Regions from separate parts of the Mus musculus genome. Here regions 1 and 2 are each linked to region 3. Evidence: chromatin loops called from intact Hi-C (ENCODE). Cell type or tissue: left cerebral cortex. All regions are shown on one strand.

Region 1 (8,000 bases), 220 kb after region 3:
TTACTTGGTCATTGCCTCCCAACCTTCTGCAGTGGCTTGTCTGGGAGGGGGTTGGTTGTGGGAGATCTGCCAACAACAACAACAAAGAACTGTCATAGCAGGACACCCAGGGGCATTGCCTGGTGTTACCAATGAGATTCAGAGGAGGTTTGGCTTGCTTGGATCTCACAGAGAATCAGAGCCTCGGAACTATCATGCTTGCTATGTCCACGATCCTAAAGGTCAGGCCAGCTCTGACCCTAGGGACAGTCTGGGAGTGTATCCCAGCCCTCTACCTCTCTGACATGGAATGAGCCAGTGGAAGGATGGTTCCTCTCTCCCAACCTCCCATCATCCCAGGTCAGCCCTGGCCAGGTAAATGGCCAGGGCTCCTGTACGTAGTAGTCAGCTTCTTGTGTCTGTAACGAAACAGCCGAGGAAGGCTAACTTTATAAAGAAGAGAAGTTTATTTGACTCCCAGTTTTAGAGCTTTCAAAATCTGAAAAGCATGACACAGGCTCTGGTGAAGAGCGCATGGCAGATGGCGGGAGTATGAGGGGGAGGAAGGATCGCACCTCAGACAGAGTGCGATGGAGCTGGGCTTTTATAACAACCTTCCCACAACAACTAACCAGAGACCCACGAGAAACTTCTCAGTGCTTCTAAGGAAGGCACATCAGCATGGACCTGGAGGTCCTCTGCTAGAAACAGCCCCATTTTTGCATGTGTGCATTATGTGGCCTGTGTGCCTACATGTTTGCACGTATGCGAGTGAACACATGGATAATATGCATGCATGTGCAGGCCAGAGGGGATGCTGGGTATATCTTCCTTGATGGACCCCTATCTTATGTATTAAGGCAAGGTTTCTCACTTGAACCCAAAGCTTGCCCATACACATAGTCTAGATAGCCGGTCCTCTTCAGGGACGCCCCCCATCTGCCTCCAGAGTGCTGGGATTATTTACCCAGTGTCTCTGTGGGTGCTTAGGGTTTGGACTGTGATGCTCATGCTTGCTCAAAAGCACTTGTCCTATAGAGCTGTCTCTCTAGCCCCTAGATTCCTACCTCTCGGTGATGGTTTGTATGTGTTTGGCCCAGGGAGTGGCACTATTTGGAGGTGTGGCCTTGTTGGAATAGGTGTATCATTGTAGGCATGGGCTTTAATACCCTAGTCCTAGCTGCCCGGAAGCCAGTCTCCTCATATGAAGCCAGCCTTCAGATGAAGATGTAGAACTCTCAGCTCTGCTTGCACCATGCCTGCCTGGATGCTGCCGTGTTCTTGTCTTGATGATTATGGGCTGAACCTGTAAGCCAGCCACAGTTCAGTGCTGTTCTTATAAGAGTTGCCTTGGTCATGGTGTCTATTTACAACAGTAAACCTCTAAGACACTGTTAAAGGTGCCCCAGTCCTTCTCAACCCTGCCACCCTGCAGACCAAAGTCCCACCACACAATTCCCTGGACATCAAGTAACAGGTCTCCGCGCCTGTTTCTCTAAAGCACAGCTTCCCTTAGAGGGAGGCTTTGCAGATCAGCATCCCCTGGTCTCTGGTAGGGATGACGACAGAACTGTCAGGCTGGCGACCTTTGCCCTCCACTCTTATCTGGAAGAAAGGAAGTCCTGAGGGTGTCTTGGTATGCCGAGGCATGTAGGATGAGATTTTTTTTTTCCTTGTGCCTAGGTGCCTCCCCCTCCCCCTCGCACCCCATCAGAAATCACTTGGAACCTAATTTTGTAACTGAATTCACACTCTGAGAAAGCCTTTGAGGAGTCATCTTGCTTCCTCTACTCTGAGAAAACCCAGCCCCAGCTGATGACCAGACCCTCTGAAGACACAGAACACCGTGCTATCCGAGAGCCACAGTGGACTCTGGGGACCTCCTTTTTTCCTCTATCCCTGAGGCAGAGGCTATTGCCATCTTTGTCAGGGACAGGGGAGGGATGTCCCTGAGTTCTCCTTGCAGAAAGGAAAGGAGTGCCATGGACCGTCACACTGCAGCAAGCAAGGCCTGCATTTCTAGAGGCTTCAGAGAGCTCATTTTGAGAAAGGAGCAGGCATGCCTCTGTTTTCATCACCCAGATGACAAGGATTGGACACCTTTGATGTCCACTCCACCCCACCCCACACTCTTTCAAAATGCATTTGCTCACAATGTCAGGCCAGTGTTTCAGGAGAGAGGTGGGCACCTCAGTGCTCCTGCCCATCTGACCCATGGTAATGGCACACAGACATACTGCCTGCTCTCCCACCCTGTCCCTTCCTTTCTGTTCTGCAGAACCTATGTATGGACTTCTCATTATTTCAAGCAAGAGAACCTTGTGGAAACTTCCAGTGCCACAGAGGCGGGAGCATGAGCTTGCAAAGCCTTCTCTGCAGTCGCTGCCGCAGGGACAGCTCTGTTGGCCCAAGCTCAGGTCAGAACAGGCACCAGGGATGGAGAAGCTAGGTTCCCTGAGGGAGAAAGGCCAGTCAGTGCAGAGGAAATGGCTCTGTGGCAGGATAGAGTGGCCTTGCTCAGTGGGAGCCCCTAACCATATGACTAGGTACCTATTACCACTCTATCATCTGGGAACAAAAGCTGCTCCTGACTCTAGAGGCAGCGACCAAGAAGTGAGGGCTCTCTGGGTCTGTGACAAATTATGTCATTGTCCTTGACCTAACAGTGAAGTCACCTACCTCTCAGCCACTAAGTGGCAGAAACGTGCCTGACTAGGCCCTCCATTCTCAGGACATCTGACCTCTCTGCCACTTTGACCTTCACGAGAGCCCAGCTGCCTGCACTCACCCAGGCTATCTGCCGAGGTCCCTGTCCTTGGCCTCTGCTGAGCCCTGCCCCCTTCCACATCTGAATGAGCTAGGGTCTGAGGGATACCGCGCTGGAAGAGAGACCAGCCTGAAGCTTTTCCCTTTAGGTCTGAGTTAGTCCTCCCAAACCCTTGAAAGGGAGCAGCTGAGGGCATATTTTACTTCAGGCACACAGTCTAGTTTTCTTTATACCCACCCTTGTCATTTCTGGACAGTGGAGCAGCCAGAATTGAATCTCTAGGAGCTGGGAGAAAGGGTATAGAGGTGACTTCCAAAGAGCAATAGAGACTAGAACTCCCCGAGTGTGGCAGATTGCAGAGAGCTGGGTGACAGCATCGCCCTCCCCCTCTACCTCCACCTCCAGAGATGAGGTAAGGGGCCTTCCCAGATGCTAGCTCCTTCCATCCCATCTGAGGGAATGAAGGGCCTGAATGTGCTCAGGTCCCTGGTCAGATTAGAGATTGACTTCGAGCATTAAAAGAGGTAAGACGTTTGGCAGTCAGTGGTGTTTGTATGTTTCAACCTCCCCCGGTGTTCAACTGCCACCTCTAAGTCTCAGACTTCATGCCTTCCCAAATCCCTAGTCTCACGGTGGGCAGAAGCCAGACGGCCTGCCTGGGTTGCAATCCCAGCCCAGTCACATTCCAGTGGAGTGCCTATCAGCTGGTTAACTAGCCATTCTTATTCTCAGTCCCTTGACCTATAAATGCAGCATCACTGTGTTCATCGCCTGCCTTGAGATGCCTGAGGGACCAGCTGAAGTGAGACAAGGACACAGGCACCCAGGACAGTTCACTGGCCCAGCCAGACAACACATGCTACTAATCCACGCCTCAGCAGCTTCCTGGTTGGTTATCCTGCCTCCTTCTGTAGGAAGCAGCAACGTGTAGGAGCTGACTCAACACTACCTCTCCATTTTGGTGACATTGCTTGGAATCAAAACATGGAGAGGGCTTCAGTGCTTTGGTTAGGGGATCCCGCTGCCTCAACAACAGAATATGTAAGGCTCACTTCAGCGCCCAACACACTTAGGGTTAGGACCCAAGATGTCCATTTCATAACCCCACCCCACCCCTGCCCCATTTAGTACCTATGTAGCAGTCCCTGAGCTGGACGGATATTGGCAGAGCAATTTAACATTTCCCTCAGCCTGATGCCCAAGGTGCCTTTGCAGCTAGGGCGACAGAGCGGCTGGTGTTGCCTTGAAAATATGGGACACATCTGCCCCCTCGTGGCAGGGTCAGGAACGACGACAGCTACTTCCTGCTAGGCTTGGCAGCCTGGTGGCCAGACTTGAAGACTGACTTTGGGTCACCAAGGGTTGCAGATCCAAGCTGAGCCACAAGGTGGGGGCACACTCCAGGCCTTAGTCTTGAATTTCACCCACTTAATTATTTGCTTATTTTCTTTTCACTCAGCAAATATGGAGTGCCTACATGTGAGAGTATGGCTCCAAGCAGCAGGGATGTAGCTGTGGCTAAGAGAGCCACTTGACACCCACCTCTTCACTAAGATGTGAAATCTGGTGATTGCACACACAGAAGCACCTCCCAAAGAGCCGAGAACCAGGCAAGAGACCACAGGGTGATGTAGCTGCTCCTGTCTTGGGTTCTAGGAGTTAAAGAGGTAGCTGTACTCTCATTAGGCACCAAACACACATAAACTCAAAACGTCAGGCATTCTCCCCACACATTTGTTAGACCACCTATGATCAAGAGCAAAAAGGCTAGCAAGCATGGCTGAGGATCTGAGAAGGCAGAGGCCAGACACTGTTGGTGGGAACATGGATATGCTTGTGGATATGCAGTGTTTTGTTTTTAAAAACAAGTTAAAAACAGATCTACATTATCCCAGTCCAGGGTCATGCCTGTGTCCAAAGGAAATGAAGTTAGCATGTTGAAGAACCACTTGCCCAAGGTGTTCCTTTTAACTCTGTGCAGTGTAGCAAGACCTAGAATCATTATAGTGTCTATTGAAAAGGGTAAAGTGTGTGTGTGTGTGTGTGTGTGTGTGTGTGAGAGAGAGAGAGAGAGAGAGAGAGAGGTGGAGAGAGAGAGAGAAAGAGAGAGAGAGAAAGAGAGAGAGAGAGAGAGTCCATTTACATTGGATACCTAAAGTTTTCCTCCCATGTACAGAATGTGGAGCAGGCTGGAGGTGGGACTGGCAACAATATTTTAGTGAGTTCTGAGTGTGAAACAGGATGGAGAGGCCTGGTGGAGAGAGCAGAGATCATGGCTATAACGTGACTGTGAACTTTGATGTCCTAAGATATTCTTAGCATTATGACACATAAGCTAAGAGACAGAGATGTGAATTAGCTGGATGTAGTTATCGTCTCAAATACACAGAGACATCAAAGAGTCACCTTGGACACATGAAAAATAGACATCAAGAAATCTGGAACACTAAAAATGTCCTCTTGTTTTCCCATAAATGTACACAAACTAGCCTAAGTACACTGGAGTTATCATTCCATCCAGTGTGGTATTTGTTGTGTGCTCAAGCAGGGCTCCCCAACTTTTTTCTTTCCTTAGAGATACAGGGAGCTTCAACCATCATTAGCCAGGGTCTGATTCCTGGCTCCATACATATTCCGTTTTGATGTGGTGCCAATAATTAAACACCAGTGTAGGAAGCGATGGGGAAGACAGCGTGTTAGACAGTTGGAGCCCGCTTCCTCTACTTAGAACTCTTGTGACCTTGGTCATGACATTGAAAATCCCAGTTCAGCCTGTTTCCCTAAGGCCATGGTCCTGGAGCTCACGAGTCACAAGTGAACTGGAGCATGCGGCCCCTTGGGCTTTTTGTCGCCATGTGGGACTCTACCCCAGCCAAACTTGGTCTGGCTTCTTCAAAAGGTGGCTTAAAGATACATCTCCTTTCATCAAAAGAAGGAAATAAACTCTTAATAATGAGCCCGACACATCTCACTCAGATCCAGCTGTGTACCAGTGTCTTGATCATCTGTAGTTATATCACAGCCTGCATTTGCATGGCTTAGGAAGACAATAGCATGATGTTTCCCTTGTGTTCTGAGGCTGTATGGGGCTGTATGCAGGCAGGTGTTCTGTTTAATCTGATTGTTACTGGGGCTGGAATGTCCATGGTGGCATCTTCGCACACATGTCTGATCCTCTGCTGGGTGGTGGAACGAGCCAGAGGCTGGCCAGGCATTTCTCTCTTGTGGTGAATCCACTTAGGTCACTGGACCTTTCGTTTGGTGGCTCAAGGCTGCCAGAGATACATGAGGTCTGCAGTGGGCTGCACTCCAATATGTGTGTCCTTATGACATTCCAATTATGTCACGTTGGCTAAGGAAGGTCACATGACCTAACCCAAAGAGGGGTCTTTGTGGCAAGAAGCCTCAGAAAAGCAGGAATCGTGGGAAGTGTGCCACTGATTGCTGCCAGTAGGTGTCACCACGTTAACATGTGACAATAGCCAATTACAGGACTGATGTAAGGAGCCCCTCATAAAATGGTGTGGCTATATTCCCAACAGATTTAAGAGTCAGGATCTATTTTGTTAGGGCTGTCCTACCCAGATATAATTTTCATTTAGGAAATTCTAATGCTTTTCCCCCTAGTTTCATTTGTGTTGCTGTGATGATAAAAACCCTAACAAAAAGAAACTTTTGGGGAAGAGGGGTTTTGTTTTGTATTTGTTTTGTTTTGTTTTGTTTTAAGCTCATAATTCCAGGTTATAGTCCACCATTGCTGGTAGGTCACAGTGGCTACAGCCTGAAACAACTAGCCATACCGCATTCACACATGAGAGAAGAGAGAAGTGTATAGCTGCATATTTGTCCAGCCTTTGGTGACTCCCACCTTACACCATACTTTGAATCAAAGAAGGATTTTATTTTCATTCCACGAGATTTGTCCTCTCACAGAGTGTAATTCAGTGGCTGTTAGTGGAGCCACCGAGTAATGCGGCCATCATTACTAATTCTAGACTGTTCCCATTAGTTCCCCCAAAGAAACCTCATCCCATCTGCAGATGCCCCCATTTCCCTCTCTCTTCTCTTTCCTGTCTTAAGGTGACCACTGGTCAACTTTATGTCCCTCTGTTGAGAGTTATAAGCAGGCCTGCCATTTCTGGACACTTCCTCTAGTGGGGATCTTGTGATGCCTGGTCTTCTATGGCTGGCTTCCTTCATGTAGCATAATATTCAGGGTTCATCTGCATGGTAGCACATACCTTCATTCCTTTGCATGACTGAGTAGTGTTCCATAGCACACATACAGAACACTGTATTTATCCCAGCCTCTGTGCACACACTCAGGGAGAATTTTGGCACCGGTCAGAGCTGTGCTTGGAAGCTATAGACAATGGATATGATCAAGTCAGGATGATTTCTCAATCAAGAGACTAATGAGACAAAATTAGATTTTTAGTAAGTTGCTATGGCAAGCCTGTGACAATCAGGCCTGCAGGGAGACAGAGACAGGAACAAAAGAGGTCAGGCTACAGTAATTAGGACAGAAAGAGTAGAGAGACCTCTGTGCCAGGTGCAGCCTCCATCTCCCTATGGCTCCTCCCAGCTCCCCTTTCTCTTTGATTTCTCTGCCCTTTCTCCCTGTCTCCCTCTGACCTTTTGTCCCTCTCTGTTCCATGCCTCTCTTGGTTCTCTTCTATCTCTCTCACTTGTGTCCCCTTTCCTCTCTTCCAGTCTCTCTCTTTCACTCTTTCCTGCCCCTCTTCCTCCTTTTCTTTCTCCCCAGTCACTGGCCCCCCCCCTACTCCCCTGATACTCCCAAATTGAATTTTCCTTTCTTTCTACCCTCCTTTCTGCTTCTCTCTCATTTCCTCCCCCTCCCTGCCTATTTCCTTCTCTCCCTTTCTCTCTCCTGTGGCCCTCTCTCTTTCCCCCTTCCTTTCATAAAGCCTGGAAGCAGCTCATCTCAGGCAGGAGGCCAGAGTGCTTTCAGCCCTGTCTCCTGTTTCCTTCTGCATTGCTGTTGAGGATCAGCCGGTCACGCTCCTTCCTGGAATGTGTGTGATGATAATTGCCTCTTGCACAATTATCTGCCAAGCTCTGTCGGTAATGAAATGAATGATTTAGTTATCCTTGTTAGGAATAGCCCACAATGCTCAGAAACTCGTTATTGCAGCCACGAAGCTGGCAGGAATGCCCTCGGAGGCACCTGCGAGCGGCTTTTACAATTAGCTCTCTCTTCTCTGCCAGAGACCACAGCCCCATCCAGCCCCCA
Region 2 (8,000 bases), 78 kb after region 3:
GTTGTGTGTTGTGTGTGTGTGGGAGGGAGGGAGGGAGGGAGAGAGAGAGAGAGAGAGAGAGAGAGAGAGAGAGAGAGAGAGAGCGCACACAGATATGTGCTAAGGTCAGCGGACACTTACACGAGTCAGTTCTTTTCTCTCCACCATGGATCCCACTGATCAAACCTGGGTTATCAGCCTTGCATGGCAAGTGCTTTCTAGCTAACCTAGCCATGGTTAGCTCTAGATCAGATGGTTTTACATGTGCCTTGGTGGGCGATTGATGTAGGAACTTTGCTGGATCTGCTGACCTGTGGGGGTTGTAAGGGAAGCAAGGGACTGAGTTCGTGACGTGTAACCCAGTTTCCATCCCGAGGAAGCTGCACCCGGGCGCTTGGGTTACCTGGTTAGGGAATGCTTAGCTGCTGTTCAGGCTTCGATTAAGTATGAAGAAATGACCTCAGGCTGCCTGTGCTCATAACTATACAGTTATATAGCTATAACTGCACAGTTCTGGAGTCAAAGTACAAGATGGGAGACGGTTCAGGCAAACTGGAGAGTAGAGATCTGGTAGTCGTCCATATGACTACCAGAAATCATTTGTTTATTTATTTACTTGTTTAGTTTATTTATTTAATGGGCATCAGTGTTTTTATGCCTGTGAGAGGGCGTCAGAGCCCATGGAACTGGAATTACAGACAATTGTGAGCCACCGTGTGGATGCTGGGAATTGAACCCAGGTCCTCTGCAAGAGCAGCAGTGCTCTTAAAAGCGGAGCCATCTCTCCAGCCTCAAGAAGCCAATTTCTAATTTGCACGATGACATCTCCCTTGTTTCTGCCCTCATGACCCTAACTGAACTTCCCTCGTTCTCCTTCCTCCTTTGCAGGGTTGTGCTGCACGAGGCCACTCTGGAAAACCTATGCATCCAAAGAGTACCCGATCTTGAACTTCTCTGGAGGATGAGACCCCCGCCTCCCCACTGAATAACTCAGCCGGACAGCCCCTGGTGGCCTTCCACAAGCAGTGACTGAGACGGAAGGAAAAGGAAAAGGCTGAGATGGGGGGGGGGGCTCCTTGCCAGTGAACGATGGGATTCTGAGTGTTGGGGTGGGGCCAGAGGAGGAGAAGGAGAGTTGCTGGTCTGATCAAAGGAGAGGAGGTGTTAGGATGATCTGGGATCGGAAGAATTCCTGAGTGTGCTGCAGAGTCGCCCAGGCACTCGCTGGCTGAGGAAGAGTAACTAATAAATAAATGACAGTCTCAGAGGCCTTGTCTTCTGCTGTGTGACAACCCCAACAGCTAAGTCCAGCACTCAAGTCACAGGCCTTGATAGAGGCAGGCAGATACTGAGAGGCTGAAATGTTTGCTCAGTTTCCTAGCATTTGTCACCCCAGGTGCTGGCCATCCGTGGGCCACCAGGGAAGGCCTCCTTCAGCTTCATGCAGATTGCCACAGTGAGGGGATGTTTCCCAAGGAGACCAGAGAGGGAGCCCATTGCCTAGCATGATCTGCCTCTTGAGTCTACATGGAAGAGCAGATGCCAAGGTCAGAATTGTCTTTCAAGTGGCTTCCCAGGATCTCCTGAGATTATACATAGGGTTCTCTGGGCAGTGAGAGCGGTCTCTGTTTTCCTTATTTGGAACAGGCTTTCTCATCTAGCCCAGGCTGCCCTCGAACTCTCTATAGAGACAAAGTTGATCTTGAACTTATGATTTTCCCATATTGGGCTCTTCAATGCGGAAATTACAATGTGTATGTGTGTGTGTGTGTGTGTGTGTGTGTGCGTGCACTTGCACCACCATGCAAGCCCTTCTAGCAACTCTTGTTGCTGTCCTTGAAGCCCACAGTCAACTGCTTTTCCTCATGAGAGAAATGGTAATGTCACTTCTAGAAGTCCCCCAACAAACACTCCTATACAATTCTGGGGTCTCTTGAGAGGGCCATCCTCACCAGTAGCCACACACCCAAGTATTTGGGCCCTGTGGGTCTTAATTTACTTCCTGATCAGGTGCGGAGGGGGACAGGGTGAGTGCACGTGGTAGTCTTCCTTAATGTTAAAGTCCTCCTAGGCTTGTTTTCACATCGGGGCTGGTCACCCTACTCTATGGACTATATTCTGAGCCACAGCCTGCCTGGTACTCAGCAGGACACCCAGTGTGGAAGATGGATCAGTGTCAGAGAGAATGAGTGGAAAAGCATAGGTTCTCGCTGATAAATACAGCCAAAGAACGTACATTCAAACAATCAAGTGCTCATAAACTGTCGATTACAAGTGAAGATGGCTGTCAAACACCTCCAACACATGCCCGCAGAGACAGACACATCCCTTCAACAACCAGGCTTTTCTTCCTGCTATAAAATCCCAGTGGCTGACATCTCCTCTAAGGGTCTAACTCTCCACCTGAACCTAGCATTTGACCGTTTGTCCATTCGCTGTTTTCCATGCACCTGCTACATGTTGGGCATTTCTTTTCTCTAGTTGCCAGAGATTCACTAGTGAATAAGAGCAATAAGATTGGGCTCCGTGCAGGCAGGGAAGACGGGCACTTAGGAAAATGAACGAATAGATATTTGCACAGGAGCTGAGCTCATCTACTACACATAGGAATATGGAGAAAAGAGAGGCAGGAAAAGGCTGATCGAGCACGTGGTGCTGGACTAAAGTGCGAGAGGTTATCGGGTGAGCCGTGTCGATAACAGGAGAAGATAATGCACTCAGTGCACGTGCAGATGTAGGAGCTTGGTTGCTGTGTTGCAGGCACAGAGAGGAGTGCCTGGAGATCAGCAAGCCATCACCAGGGAAGTGAGAGCTGTGAGGCAGGAAGATGGGGCAGGCCAGTCAGGGACGTATAGGACTTCTTTTGTGCTCTGAGACAGTGGGAAGCCGTCCCTGCAGGATTTTGAGAAGTGATTGACTACATTTTAATTTTTATCAGACTTACCAGTGATGAGCCTGAACACATTAGAGGGCAGATGGTTTGATCTGGGCTGTTGCAGTGGAGCCAGTGAGACAAGGGCAGATCGCATCCTTAGGGAAAGCAGCGCCAACTCGAGAGGTCGGATGTAGGATGTGCGAGGATGGGCAGCAAGGATGATGCCAAGGCTGTGAGTTTGAGGTGATGTAGGGAAGGAAGGCAGTCCAGCCAGCATGCCAGCACGTGGGTCCCACTGTCTGGACTGCTGCTGAAGGACAGGCATGCACACGTAGTCAGAGTCGGGGGCTCTGATTGACTTCCTATCAGTGGAGTGGCTCCTGTTTCCTCCCCAGTGTTCAGAGCAGGTGCATCAGAGTCTGAGCACTTGACAGCTCCACCCCCTTTTCTCCAGAAAGCCAGTGGGAGGGGGGCAGCTGTTGTCACCATGCCCATCTGTCATCCTGACCCTAGACCTGAGATGGGATACATTTGAGTTCTCATGAGTCATTCCCTGTCTCTCACTCTCCTCCTCCACACAGCCTCCCTCTCAGCTCTTCACGCCTCTCCTCACGTTTCTCTCTCTTCTATCAGACTTACAGTCCGGTGAGCCTGCTTTTCAGCCAAGTGGTGGAACACACCCAAGAGAAGTAACCGGAGAGCCCCAGAAGCACTGTGGGTGCAGGGAGCTTATGCCAAGTCTGTGGTCATAGGACAGCATGGGTCATGCGCCATTGCGAGGGGTGATTTCTATCTGTTTCCAGGGCAGGTAAATGATGCAACAAGAGAGTCCTGGGTGACTTGAGAGGTTCCTGGGATGAGGTGAGATCTCAGTTCTGGTCATCCGATCAAGTTCCTAGTAGCTTTATCGTTTGGTAGAGGCAAAAAGCTGTAGGATGAGCATCTGAACACGTGGCACCAACTCTGCGTGACATGTACCAAGCCTCCTCATGTCCTCTCTCTGCCATGAGCCCACCTAAAAAATGGGCAACATGACCTGTGACCCCCCCCCCCAGTGTCTCTTCTTGATTCATAGCTCTGAGGCTTGGGCCACCAGGATGAGCTCATTTGCAGGCATAGACACACGATGGGAAACAGGCGCCGTCTCTTGCCTAGGGAGAGCCACACTGGTTCAGCTCTTGTTAAGATTCTGCATTTAGCAGCTGGCATTTATAATAACCAGATGACTTTGGTTAGCATTCAGATGCGGCTTTATAGACTGCTGATGACACAGGGCTTTTGTGATGATTAAAACGGGTTAGTATAAGTAGAGTGTTGACGACTCACTGGCTGTGAGCCTGTGTAAGGATCAGCCATCACCTTCACTCTCCTTGCTATGGGATGAGTCCTGTGGATGTTCTCTTCCTGCTTAGTATGAGATGCTCAGTCCCATCTTCATAATAGCCAACACCCCCGATGGCTGCTTCAGCCTGCTGCCTTTTCCTGTTCAGTCACAGAAGAAGACAGTTCTCTTTCAGCTTGACCTCAGAATAGAAAACCCATTCTGTTCTAGAGTGGAGTGTATGAAAGGCGGGAAAGGAGCCTTGATTGATCACTGTGGCGGCAAGGCGTGGTAAAGTTGGTGAACATGCTCGCAGTCAGACTCCCTGAACCCCTGGGAAGCTCTGTTACCTTGTTCTTTTGGCAAGCAATCAATTGTGAGTTCACCGAGAGTCAGTCACGGACACCCAGCATTTCAGAACACCACAGGGATGGAAGTTGAGCTGGTTGAATGCTCTCTAAACATCCTGGCAAATGGAAGGAAACTAGCCTCAGAGAGTAATGCCTCTGGCCTGTTCATAGCCGAGTGGTAATAACTCCTGGGTAGGGGCTCAGCCACCCTGCAACTCTGGGGGGCCTGCCACTTGATCGTAAGAACGGCCTCTGCTACCAAGGCATTCTGTGTTGGGTGTGAAGGGAAGGTGTGGTCTTTCCTCTGAAGACCAAATTCATTTCTTGCAGTGACAGCACCCAGCAGCAGGTGAGGTCCCTCTTCTACCTTTCTTCTCTTCAGATTTCTGTTAACAGTCCACTAGAGGGAGCTACAACCACTTTCTTTCCCAAATGCACAAAGCTGCTGCAGCCCCTGAGTTAGCCACTCCCGGGTCGGAAGGACCAACCAAAGCTGTCTTGTGCAAATCTATGCAGGGCCACAGCCTACATAGCCATTCAGCTGGGACTGTTAGACTCTCTCCTTGGCAGGGATGCATCCAAGCATCCCTGATGTACAGCTGCCCTGATGTTGCCCATGACTAGAGATAAATGGTTGACAGCTGCCCCAGGGGTGCTGTGTACTCTGTTAACATGGCTGCTCAGACATCCTGTGTGAATATGGAAGCAACCAGGTCACCAAAGGCTCCTTATTCCCCTGCCTGTGAAGCAGGTAGGTAGTTTCTGGAGCCCTTTCCTGTGGGTTGTTCTTAATCTCCTGGAAGGGCCAAGGGAACATCAGGAATCAGTATGACATTCCAGACTGAAGCCTGGTGGCCAGGGGACTTGGCTCCAGTTTGTTCTCTGTGGAGAACCAGGAACCAAGAGATGACAAAGCAAAAAAAAAAAAAAAAAAAAAATCAAGTGTCTCTTGGCAAAACAATCCACCAGTACAAACCTCAGTTGGTCATGTTTTACGGGCTCTAAACAGGCTAAGAAGCAAAGTCAGATCATTGAGAACTCCTGCCTGATAACTGGACCAGTCTTACAAGGGGTCTGAGAGAAAGGTCCCTCCAGGGCCAGTCTCTGAGTCATGGCCTCAGCTCCCCACTTTGTCAAGCAGGGATCTGCATCAGGTGTGCCCAGGTTCCATCTGATAATGGATGTGTGCTTGATCTCCCGAATCATAGCTCTCTGGTTGCCAGCCCCCTGCTTTCTGAAGTTTATAGAGGAGCACATTAAAAATGGCGGGTACAAAGGCATCTTCTCAAAACACCAACCTCTCATCCGCTGCCCTGTCTGGCTCCCTCTTCAGACATACTTACTCTTTGCAAGCTGGGGCCCCTTAATGAGCTTTGGGGTGGAGCCTGACATTCTAGGGCTCAGATCTTCACTCCTCTCAGATTCCAAGTGGTATGCTTCACAGGTACTCTCCAGTGGCCTCACCTCCATTCGAAGGTGTTTATAAATGATTGTTGTTTGGGTGTTTTTGAGACAAAGTCTCACTGTGCAGCACTGGCCGGCCTGAAACATGCTAGGTAGAGCAGGGTATCTGAAATTCACAGAGGTCTGCCTGTCTCTGCTTCCTGGGTGCTGAAATCAAAGGTGCGCATCATCACGGCCTCCCCTTGAAAAGTTTGAAACAGGGTCTAATGTATCCCATGTTAGCCTTAAACTCACGATGTCAAACAAGGATGGCCTTGATCTCCTCCTGATCTTTCTACCTCTGTCTTCTGAGTGCTGGGGTTGCATGCATGCACTACCATGCCCAGTTTATGCAGTGCTGGGGTTTTGTGCAGGCAGGCCTGGCAGCCTACCACCTGAGCTACATCCCCAGTTTCCATGATGGGTTCTGAAGAGCTGGATATCAGTAGGAGGAGCAGGGTGGGGGTGGGGAGCCAGGAGAAAGGGGTCTTATTCAAATTGATGCATGGCTTGTAATGATTGACTGAGGTAAGTACCTCCCATTTGTTTTGGTCAGCTCTGTAGTACTCACACAAGGTTTCTGAAAATTAAATAGGAACAAAACCCACTGTGGGTCACAGTCATCTAGAGGAGGCATTAAAATGCAAATTCCTACCTGAGCATGGAGGTATGTGCCTGTAATCCCAGCACACAGGAGGCTGAGGCAGGAGAACCGTAAGTTAAAGGACCGTCTGGGCTACAAAGCCGGATGTTAAGACAGACACAGTAGATTCCTGGGAAGAGATTTTGTTTTGTTTTGTTTGTTTTGTTTTTGTTTATTTTGAATCCACTGGGGCTACAGACCCGCACCACTACTCCAGGTTTAGGTGGTACTTGGGATAGAATTCAGGGATTTGTGAATGCTAGGTAAGCACTCTATCAAGTAACCTCAGCTGGGTCCAAGAATGAGCATATCTTTCCCAGGAAAAGGTCATTCTTTAGGTCAGGAGACTGATAATCTGTGCTATGAAACTTGGAACACAATGACGACCATATGTCACGTACATGCGTTTCAGGGACTTCTAAAATCAAAACCTGTGTATGGGCTTTTAAGCTTGTAGGCACCAGTCAGCCCCACAGATGAGCGAGTAGTTAGTCTCCAAGGCAACGGAGCCTGAACCATTGGTTAATTACCAGGATTGAGAGAAGGCTCCCAGGTGAGCGCTTGCGAGTTTTGGCCACTAGAGGGAGACAAGGTTATTGTTTTCCCGGCCAGAGCTGCGGAGAAGAGGAAAAGTACTGCGGCCCGCTGAGCAAAGCCTTTGAGAACACCGGCAACAAGGCTCACTGTTCCAGGGCTGCAGCACAGCACTGCAATCTGGATGTGCACAGATGCCATCAGGAACCTCGGGCCTGGCGAGGAGGGGAGGGGCTGTTTATTTCCCAAGTCACTTGGTTTCCCTTTCCGTTCCTCAAAGTGCCTTACATCAATTCTGTTATGCAATAGGTGCTTGTCTGCTGTTATGAGAAGAATTAAAGATGCTGTGCTGTTTTTGGCGGGGTAGGGGGTGGGGGAGAAAGTGGTATATGGGTGTGTGTGTGTCGGGGTCGGGGGAGTGAAGCTTGTGAGAGATGTCAGCGGAGCTGGACTGGCTGGCTCAGGACATTTCCTGCCCAGGTGTGTGGGAACATAAATCTGCAGCAGGACGGGTTAATTTGAGGTCTGGGTACATGTCCTTATGATGAGAGGAACCAGGGATTCTGTAGTAAAAAAGACTAAGTCAGACCTCGAGTTAAGAAGACAAAATGATCCAGACAGTGGTTTGCCTGCCTTGAGTTTGCAAAAGCTCATGGTCCACATTGTGCGCCCCTGTCCACATTGCGTGCCCCTGAGCGCATCTCTTCAGAGGATGCCCACACCTTGCACAGCACCAGGGCCAAAGGGGCAGATCCAGATGGTGTGACCAGGAACTGACGTGTCTCAGCCCTGTCTTCTCCACATGAGGTGATGTCAGGTATTCAACTCTTTCCTCGCCACAGGAGCATCAGGTAT
Region 3 (8,000 bases):
AGAAGGCGATTAGGTGGCTCCTGGAATATTGCCTAATGCTAGATTAATTTGAGTCGATTCTTTCTCTCTAGCCCTTTCCTATCTACATTATGCCCTAGAAGCAGAAACATTCAGATATGGAAATGGAATTTGATTAGATGCTCAATCCTACTACTCTATTTATTTTTTTAGGTACAACTTACAAATTGTGCTACCCAATCATGAGTCCTTCCAGTTAAAAAATGTTTCCCTAGGTCAAAAAACTAGCATACATTCTAGTCTTAAAGGTGAAAGAAACACAAAGAACATTTAAAAAACTAGTAGGCAGTACCCCCAAATAAACACACACACGCACACACACGTGCACATGCACACACACGCATGCACACACATATACTGAGAGCAAGAGAGAGAGAGAGAGGGAGAGAGGGGGAGGGGGAGGGGAAGGGGGGAGGGGGAGGGGGAGGGGGAGAGGGAGAGGGAGAGGGGGAGGGGGAGGGGGAGGGGGAGGGGGAGGGGGAGAGGGAGGGGGAGAGGGAGGAGAGTTCCAGATAAATATGTCAAGGAATCCAGCTGAGGTAAGGCTCACTGTCCCAATATGTCATATAGAAGCTGAGGGAATATTGAAAATAAGTCATTGAGTTTGTCTAAAAGGTCATCATAAGTTATGATAGCCAAGAGTTGTTGAGCATCTGCCACATGACTGAAATCAGACTGCACATGACCTAGAAGATTTTACTGTCAACTACTCCACTTATGAAGGAACTGAAGCACAAGGAAATAGTTTCCCCCAGATCCACAGCAGAGTAACTGTCTGGAATCAGGGCACAGGATCCTAACTACTGTGTGGCATCACCCTGTTGTCTGAGAATTAGATCCGTATGTATGTTAGGGACTGGATTCTGAAGGAGGGGAGCCACTGACTGATGGCTGAAAGGGATGCTGCAGTTAAGCTTTGGGTTAGGGATTTTTTATCTTCAAATATTGTGATATTTGTTTGGATATTGTGGCAGCTTGAATAAAAATATCTCCCATAGGCCCACAGGGAGTGGCACGATCAGGAGGCGTGGCCTTGGTGAGGAAGTGTGTCTTAGTTTCTTCCTGCTGCCTGCTGATTGGATGTAGAACTCTCAGCTCCTCTAGCACCATGTCTGCTTGCACACTGCCATGCTTCCTGCCACAATGATAATGGCCTAAATCGCTGAAACTGTAAGCCAGATCAATTAAATGTTTTCCTTTATAAGAGTAGCCACGGTCAGTGTCTCTTCAGAGCAATACAACTCCTTGACAGCTATATTTAAAAATAGTAGAAATGGCAGAGAAAGAGAGACAGAGACAGACACAGAGACACAGAGAAAAACAGACAGAGAGACAGAGACAGACAGAAAGAAACAGACAGAGACACAGAAAAAGACCGACAGAGAGACACAGAAAAAGACAGAACGACAGAGACACAGATAGAGAGACAGAGAATACAAAGGAACACAAAGTGTTAGACAGAATGTTCTTAGTACCAGTTATGGCTGGACAGAGCACAGAGGGACTGCTGATGGGTGAAAGAGAGACAGGGCAGCTCCCTTGAGGGTATCCTTGGGGCAGCATCTAGAGGAAGGTGGTAGCTATTCTGTGAAGATACAGGTGAAACAGAAGGGCGACCTGAACAGTCAGTTAAGTGCCTAGGAATGGAGATGACGTTGGGACAGAGTGCTCTGCTCTGCAGGTGCAGTAGGTAACCCTGAGAGACGGACGGGCTTCCTGGAAGCCAGGCTGCTGCAGGTGCTCTTTGAGCCTGACTGTGGTAGGTACATCTTACTATGGTCTGTGGGAGAAGGGAGCTTGGGGCAGCAGGATGGCATCCTAGAACCCAGAGGTAGTTCCCCATGACCTACACTGGATGGATTCCTTAAGAGGGTAGCAGCAGCAGCAGCATGTGTGTGTGTGTGTGTGTGTGTGTGTGTGTGTGTGTGTGTGTGTGTGTATGTAGTGTGTGGCCAGGATTGCTGGCTAGGCTACACAGTTGTGTTGTGAGTGAGTGCTGGTATCAGGGATGGGAAGAAGGGAAAGAGAAAAATCACCTGGCCAAGGCAGGCTTAGTGCTGGGAGAGGCTTGGTGCTAGGTGTGAAAGAGGAGAGGAAAGAAGGCCAGCAGCAAAGGTAGGGCCCAGAGGACAGATAGGACAGACAGACTGCAAGGTGTCCAGGTCCAGAGAGCAGATGGTCCAGACTGTGAGGTTTCCAGTTGCTTGCTGTGGCCAAAAGAAGGAAAGAGGAACTGAGCAGGGTGGAGAGGCTGCAGGAGAAAAAGAAGGATCAGTTTCTCCCTCCCTCCCTCCCTCCCTCCCTCCCTCCCTCCCTCCCTCCCTCCCTCCCTCCCTCCCTCCCTCCTCTCTCTCTCCTAGTTAGAAGACGAAGTGGGTACACCAAGCTGACTGAGACCCATCATATAACTTCCTTGTATCTAGCATAGAACACTCAAGGAACAGAGCCCTCAATTCCAGCCACATTACTTCTAAACCCATTTCAGGGACATAGAAATCAGACTTGAAGAGGTTATGAAAGTTGCTCAAGGTCCCGTGCTATGTATATGGGAAGCGAGGACTCCTCAGTTCTGCAGTAAAGCCCAACAGACAGTGATGGGGAAGGGTACCGCTCAGAAGGGCGAGGTAAATGGGCTGAGGTTTCTGTGTGGTTCTGATCTATTCCCCCCCCCCCACCACCTTTTGAAGACCAAGGGAACAATAAGGAAGAATGGCCCTGAAGGGTTTGTGGACTCAAGGGTGGAGAAGTTCAAAGGCAGGCACTTGGCAGAGGGAAGTGGGGGCCGTATGTAGCCATGATTTCCAGCTGAGTGCAGAGCTGGCCTTTGATCGCTGTGAGGCATTGTAGCTACAGATGACGAGTTTGTACATACAACAGGGCGGGCTAACTCTACTCTTTGCTTCTCTTTCTTCTCTGGGTGTGTACTGGGGAACCCTGCAATTTAAGTCTGACCTTCCTGTGGTGCTACAGGGAGGACTTGTCAACACCCTGCCTTTGTCTCTCCCATCCAGAGAAAATCCACACAACCGAATGGTGTCTGGAGATGAGGATGGACTGCTCAGCTCCCTAGAGGGTTGTGTTAGAGAATAGTACCCAACAAATATAGACCATACAGCACATAGGAAAAACGGGGCCACCAATAGCCAGTGAGCCCCACAGAACTTGGATTTGGTGTGTGCAGGAGGTAGTTCCTACAGCGGAAACAGCAACTAGACACACGGCTGCCCAGACAGGGAGAGGGTGAGTGGCAGGTGAGTGTTTGTGACGTCAGCATGCTTCACGGAGGGGAGGCTTGGGCACATGTCAGGGTGTCTGCTGGGAAGAACAGTGGAAACTCAGAAGCCTCGTCCCCAGCTTGCCTTGGAAGATCGTGATATGCATCAAGCTCCATTCTGGGAAACTTCTCGAAATAACCAGCATCATCTGGCTGTGCTGTGGAGACAGCACACAGGAGGAAAGTTTATCTCTGATTTCCGCCAACGCTGTTTAGCCTTCATTCCTGACAGCTACTATCACCACTGCCCCACACCTCCTCCAGACTGTCTGGGGCTGGGCCACGTGAGAGGCTGGATCCTCTTCATCCCAGAAGCTCCACAGCTACCCAGGTGGCCTCAATTCCCTCCCTGTCTGGACGGTCTCGAAAGAGGCAGCAGACATACAAGTGACATTCTCAAAGCCCAACACCTCATTCTTCCTGCAGGTGCCTTTGGATGGCCACCCTCTCCTATGGTGGAGTGGTCACATAGGTGGGAGAGTGGGGAGGATCCTGTGTGTGGGCTGTAGGTTCCTGGGGTCTGCTGCAGAATGGCCAATGATATAGTATCCTCAGATGCATGGAAAAAAACATTTGACTTCATTCCCAGTGGGGAACCAACTGGAGGTGCCCAAAGGTAACTTTCCAGTCAACTTGGTGAATGACAAATACTACACAGCACATTCTTGGGCAGGGAGGTGGGAAACAGGTCATTTCACACATCCCTGTCAGGGATGCAAGCTCATGCCAGCTCCCTGGTGGGCTAATTCGCACTATCTAAAAATAGTGTTATGTGTGTTTTCTCAATGTGCCAGGAATTCCACCTCTAGAAATTTATCTCCAAAATTAAGAAAATGGGCTGCCAGGATAGTTCAGAGGGTAAAGCTATTTACTGTTATGCCTGGCAACCTGAGTGTGATTCCAGGAAGGTGTGCAGTGGAAGGAGAGAACTGATCCCATCCATACATGCGTGCACTCGTGCACACACACACACACACACACACACACACACACACACACCATACACACACACACACACACACCACACACACACACCATACACACACACACACCACACACACACACCATACACACACACACACCATACACACACACACCATACACACACACACCATACACACACACACACACCACACACACACACACACACACCCTACACACATACACACACACACACACACACACACACACCACCCCCCCACACATATGCACACACACCACACACACACATACACAGACACACCCCCCCACACACATACCATACACACACACCACACACACACACACAGAGACACACACCACACACACACAGACACACACCATACACACACACACACACACACACCACGCACACACACACACAGAGACACACACCACACACACACAGACACACACCATACACACACACACACACACACACCACGCACACTGCACTAGATACAGCAGACAGACATGAGATGTGAAAACAAACAAATGGAAAAGAAAAAAATAAAAACACCCATGCACAAAGCAATCCTTTGAGTATTGATTCTAAGTGAAAAATATGGAGGTGAACTTGGTGCCTTAGCATTAGATCAGTCAGTCAGAAACATACACACAGGGCTGCCTGTACAGCCGTAATAGCCAGCAAGCGACATTTGTGTCTGATAGAAAGGGAAAAGCAGTGTGTTTTGTTTAGAGAAGAAGAAGGAGAAGAAGAGTAGGAGGAGGAGGAGGAAGAGGAGGAAGAGGAGGAGGAGGAGGAGGAGAAGGTGAAAGTTGTGTCTTGCAGCTATCTTTTGATAAATAAAGGGAATGCATACATGTAATGTTCATTTCTACACAAGAAAAACAAAACAAAACAAAAGCCTAAAGCTGGATGTGGAGGCTCTCCTAACTGTAATCCGGCACCTGAAAGGGTGAGGCAGAAGGATTGTGAGTTTGAAGCCAGTTTGAGCTATGCAACAAGATCTTGTATAAAAGAACAGGGAGGGGGAAAAAACCCAACTAAGTAAAGCTAAAGGAGAAAGTAACGAAATATAGTGTAGAAGTGAATTAGTTAATCTGCTTTGGTTCCCAGTGGGTCATGTGTGTGCTGCACCCACCCAAGAGCTCTGGATTCATGAATGAAAGACACACCAGCTAATTCTGTTATGCCTTGACCTTCTCAATGGCTGGGCACTTCTAAACTTCCCTTGGGCTGGCACATACTCCCCTCTGGTATTCCTGAGTTAACATCTTTTAAAATCTATATTTCATCTCTGCTACCCCAGACCCAACCAGAGGGATGGCCCTTAGGGCCACTTTCTCTGAATCTTACATGTCAGCAGGCCTTTAAATCTGTTCTTACTCCATTATGGTGATTATGTCTGTTCTTCCTCCTTGGTCCCTTGTCCTTGCAATCTAAAAGTCCCATCTGTCTCCTTGCCTAGCCATTGACTGTATGGCAATTCTTTATTACCAATCAGAGCCAGCTGGGGGCAGGGACCCTTAGCATCTGGAAGCACAGCTTTTGGGAGCCAAATTAAGACCAAGCATTAGAACTAATCCCCAACAATATGGTGGTAATGGCTGATGGCCGGAAATACAGTGTAAAGGACTCGGGTGTGAAAGAGGATGGAAGGAATATGTGCCCAGAGGCGACACTCTCCTAACTATACGTTGTCATGTAGCTTTGACATTTAGAGCAATGCTTCAAAATTAAATTTCCAAAATTAAATTACATAAAGTCAGAGTCAAAACCCTCAAATGGATAACAAAAAGTGAATCTCAATTTTCTAATTTATTGTTGTTTGTTTAACTTTACTAGTGTTTATGGGTCTGTGTGTGTCTGTGTGCATGTGTGTGTGTGTGTGTGTGTGTGTGTGTGTGTGTGTTTATGCCATGTATGCACACATGCACGCACAATACGTGTATGGTGGCCAGAAGACAACTCTGGGCGATGGTTCTCTCCTTCCACCCTTAGGTGGCTTTCTGGGATGGAAACTAAGGCTCATGTAGTAGTCTAGGCTGGCCTTAAACTTGTTATATAGCCAAGGTTGGCCTTAAACTACTGATCTTGCTTGAGCCTCCCGAGTACTAGAATTACAAGTGTGGACTGTAGTTAGATATAGTTTCTAACTGTGGAGTTAGTGCTCCTTGGGGGATATTGCTAACTTCTGGCTGGTGCTGGGACACATTCCTGTGATGCAGGTAACAAGTTGCTCAAGGAAGGATGAGAGGTCACAAATCACAGGGGCCAGACTGAAGGAGTCCCCACTGGCAATGTCAAGGACAGTTTGAGCACTAGAGCCAATCAAACATTAAAGTCCATTTCACAATAGACGGCACCACAGAATAAAGTGAAAACCCACAAAGTCGTTTTGGATTGATGCACGGGTGTGAAGGGAGTGAGCCTTTCACAGAGGTTGAAATTGTCTCAGGCAAGAATCATTATCAATGGGCAAAAACTAGTGAGTGCTAAGAAACAGGATACCATATGATGAAAAAGTAACTTCCCAGAAGATACACATTAACATCAGATGGGAAATACAGAGAAACCTGGCAAACCTTGACTAAGTAGCCAGTGCTCATACAACTAGTTGTTGGACAGGTAGATATCATACACCTTCTCAGCAGCAGGAACCCAGAAAACAGAGCCTCATCCTGGAATCTTGAGAAAATATTAATTAAACCACAATTGAGGGTGTTGTCTAAGGTAGTCTGCTCTGAATCCCACACTCAAGAGGCTGAAGGATTGAGTTGGAGGCCAGTTGGTGCTATATGTCGGTGTGACATGATAAGACCATGACTCAAGACAAGACAAGACAAGACAAGACAAGACAAGACAAGACAAGACAAGACAAGACAAAGCAAGAACTCCCAAACCCCACAAAGACTGGGGAACTGTCCGTCTTAAAATAGACTAAAGACACCATAATGCCCCCAGTGGCCCTAGGTAAGACCCTAGACTAAGGGCGTTCTCCCTTTGCCTAGAACAGCAGTGGGTGACTGGTGGCCTTTGAATGGGGCTTGTTGTTTAGATGGTAGTGCTGTGTCTATACACTTCCTGGTCTGAATGCGGCCCTTGCCTATAAAAGACAGAATCCTTGATTTTATGAAGTATTCACTGACTGTACTGGGGGGTGGTACATAATCTCTGAGGTTTTTATCTGTGGGGACAGACCATAGCTAGACTGGTAGGTAGATAGAGCTAAGGATGGTGAGGAAGACAAAGGTAATAAGACAGCGTGGATGGATGGTAAAGGCTGTACAAGAATTCTTTTTGCTCTCTTTGTGACTTTTCCCTATGCCCGAAATTGTTTCAAAATAAAAGGATTTTAACAAATTCAAACACAAATTACCCCATCTATGTAGGTAGCCATTCCTTCTCTGTGGTTTTGTTCAACCTATTTGGTTTCTTCAAGTCAAATGGTTCAAAAGCATTAGATGGAAAATTTTAGAAATAATTCACAATTTTAAGTAAATTGGCCTGAAAGCCATAATAATGATCTGCCTGCAATATGTGCTCAGGATGCCTTTCTTCTCGAAGAAGATGGCAATTAACACAGAGACCCACAAGTAGAGAGCAAGCAGAGAAAAGAAGACATTGGAGTGCTCTGCCCCAAGTGGGATGGCATCCCTCTTTACTGCTCAGAGAGAGGAGGGTGAAAGACTGCAAGAGACAGCAGTGGTGGAAGACTTCAAGGAAACAGAATTTCCTAGACATAACAGAGCAGACGCACACATG

The links. Hi-C counts contacts between places; a loop is a spot of excess contacts. Peaks named below come from ENCODE experiments on the same cell type or tissue, not always from the same donor. Only the 100,000 strongest peaks of a DNase experiment are listed, where the experiment ranks them.
Region 1: it touches region 3 in a loop (2.3-fold over the local background); 2 of 42 quality-filtered maps call a loop at or near these places.
Region 2: it touches region 3 in a loop (8-fold over the local background); 2 of 42 quality-filtered maps call a loop at or near these places.

Annotation. Positions count from the first base shown.
Region 1 is chr6:126,560,069-126,568,068 of GRCm38, reverse strand. Gm33449 (a long non-coding RNA gene) reads left to right here. Exons shown (of 2, transcript XR_378038.3): 2 at 1-4,030. Among named protein-coding and RNA genes, the nearest start is that of Gm33320, 5.5 kb to the right of the region's middle. In left cerebral cortex, CTCF peaks have their summits at 4,035 (motif pointing left) and 6,178 (motif pointing right); DNase peaks (open chromatin) are centred at 542, 3,593, 4,012 and 7,843; H3K27ac peaks cover 3,027 bases.
Region 2 is chr6:126,701,575-126,709,574 of GRCm38, reverse strand. Kcna6 (potassium voltage-gated channel, shaker-related, subfamily, member 6) reads left to right here. Exons shown (of 2, transcript NM_013568.6): 2 at 868-1,246. Among named protein-coding and RNA genes, the nearest start is that of Gm33581, 11 kb to the left of the region's middle. In left cerebral cortex, CTCF peaks have their summits at 4,939 (motif pointing right), 5,886 and 7,181 (motif pointing right); DNase peaks (open chromatin) are centred at 4,437, 4,943, 5,847, 7,219 and 3 more places; H3K4me3 peaks cover 224 bases; H3K27ac peaks cover 3,170 bases.
Region 3 is chr6:126,779,275-126,787,274 of GRCm38, reverse strand. It overlaps Gm20190 (a long non-coding RNA gene), which reads right to left. Exons shown (of 3, transcript XR_003956519.1): 3 at 1,403-2,269. Among named protein-coding and RNA genes, the nearest start is that of Gm20190, 13 kb to the right of the region's middle. In left cerebral cortex, a CTCF peak has its summit at 3,102; a DNase peak (open chromatin) is centred at 3,444; H3K27ac peaks cover 434 bases.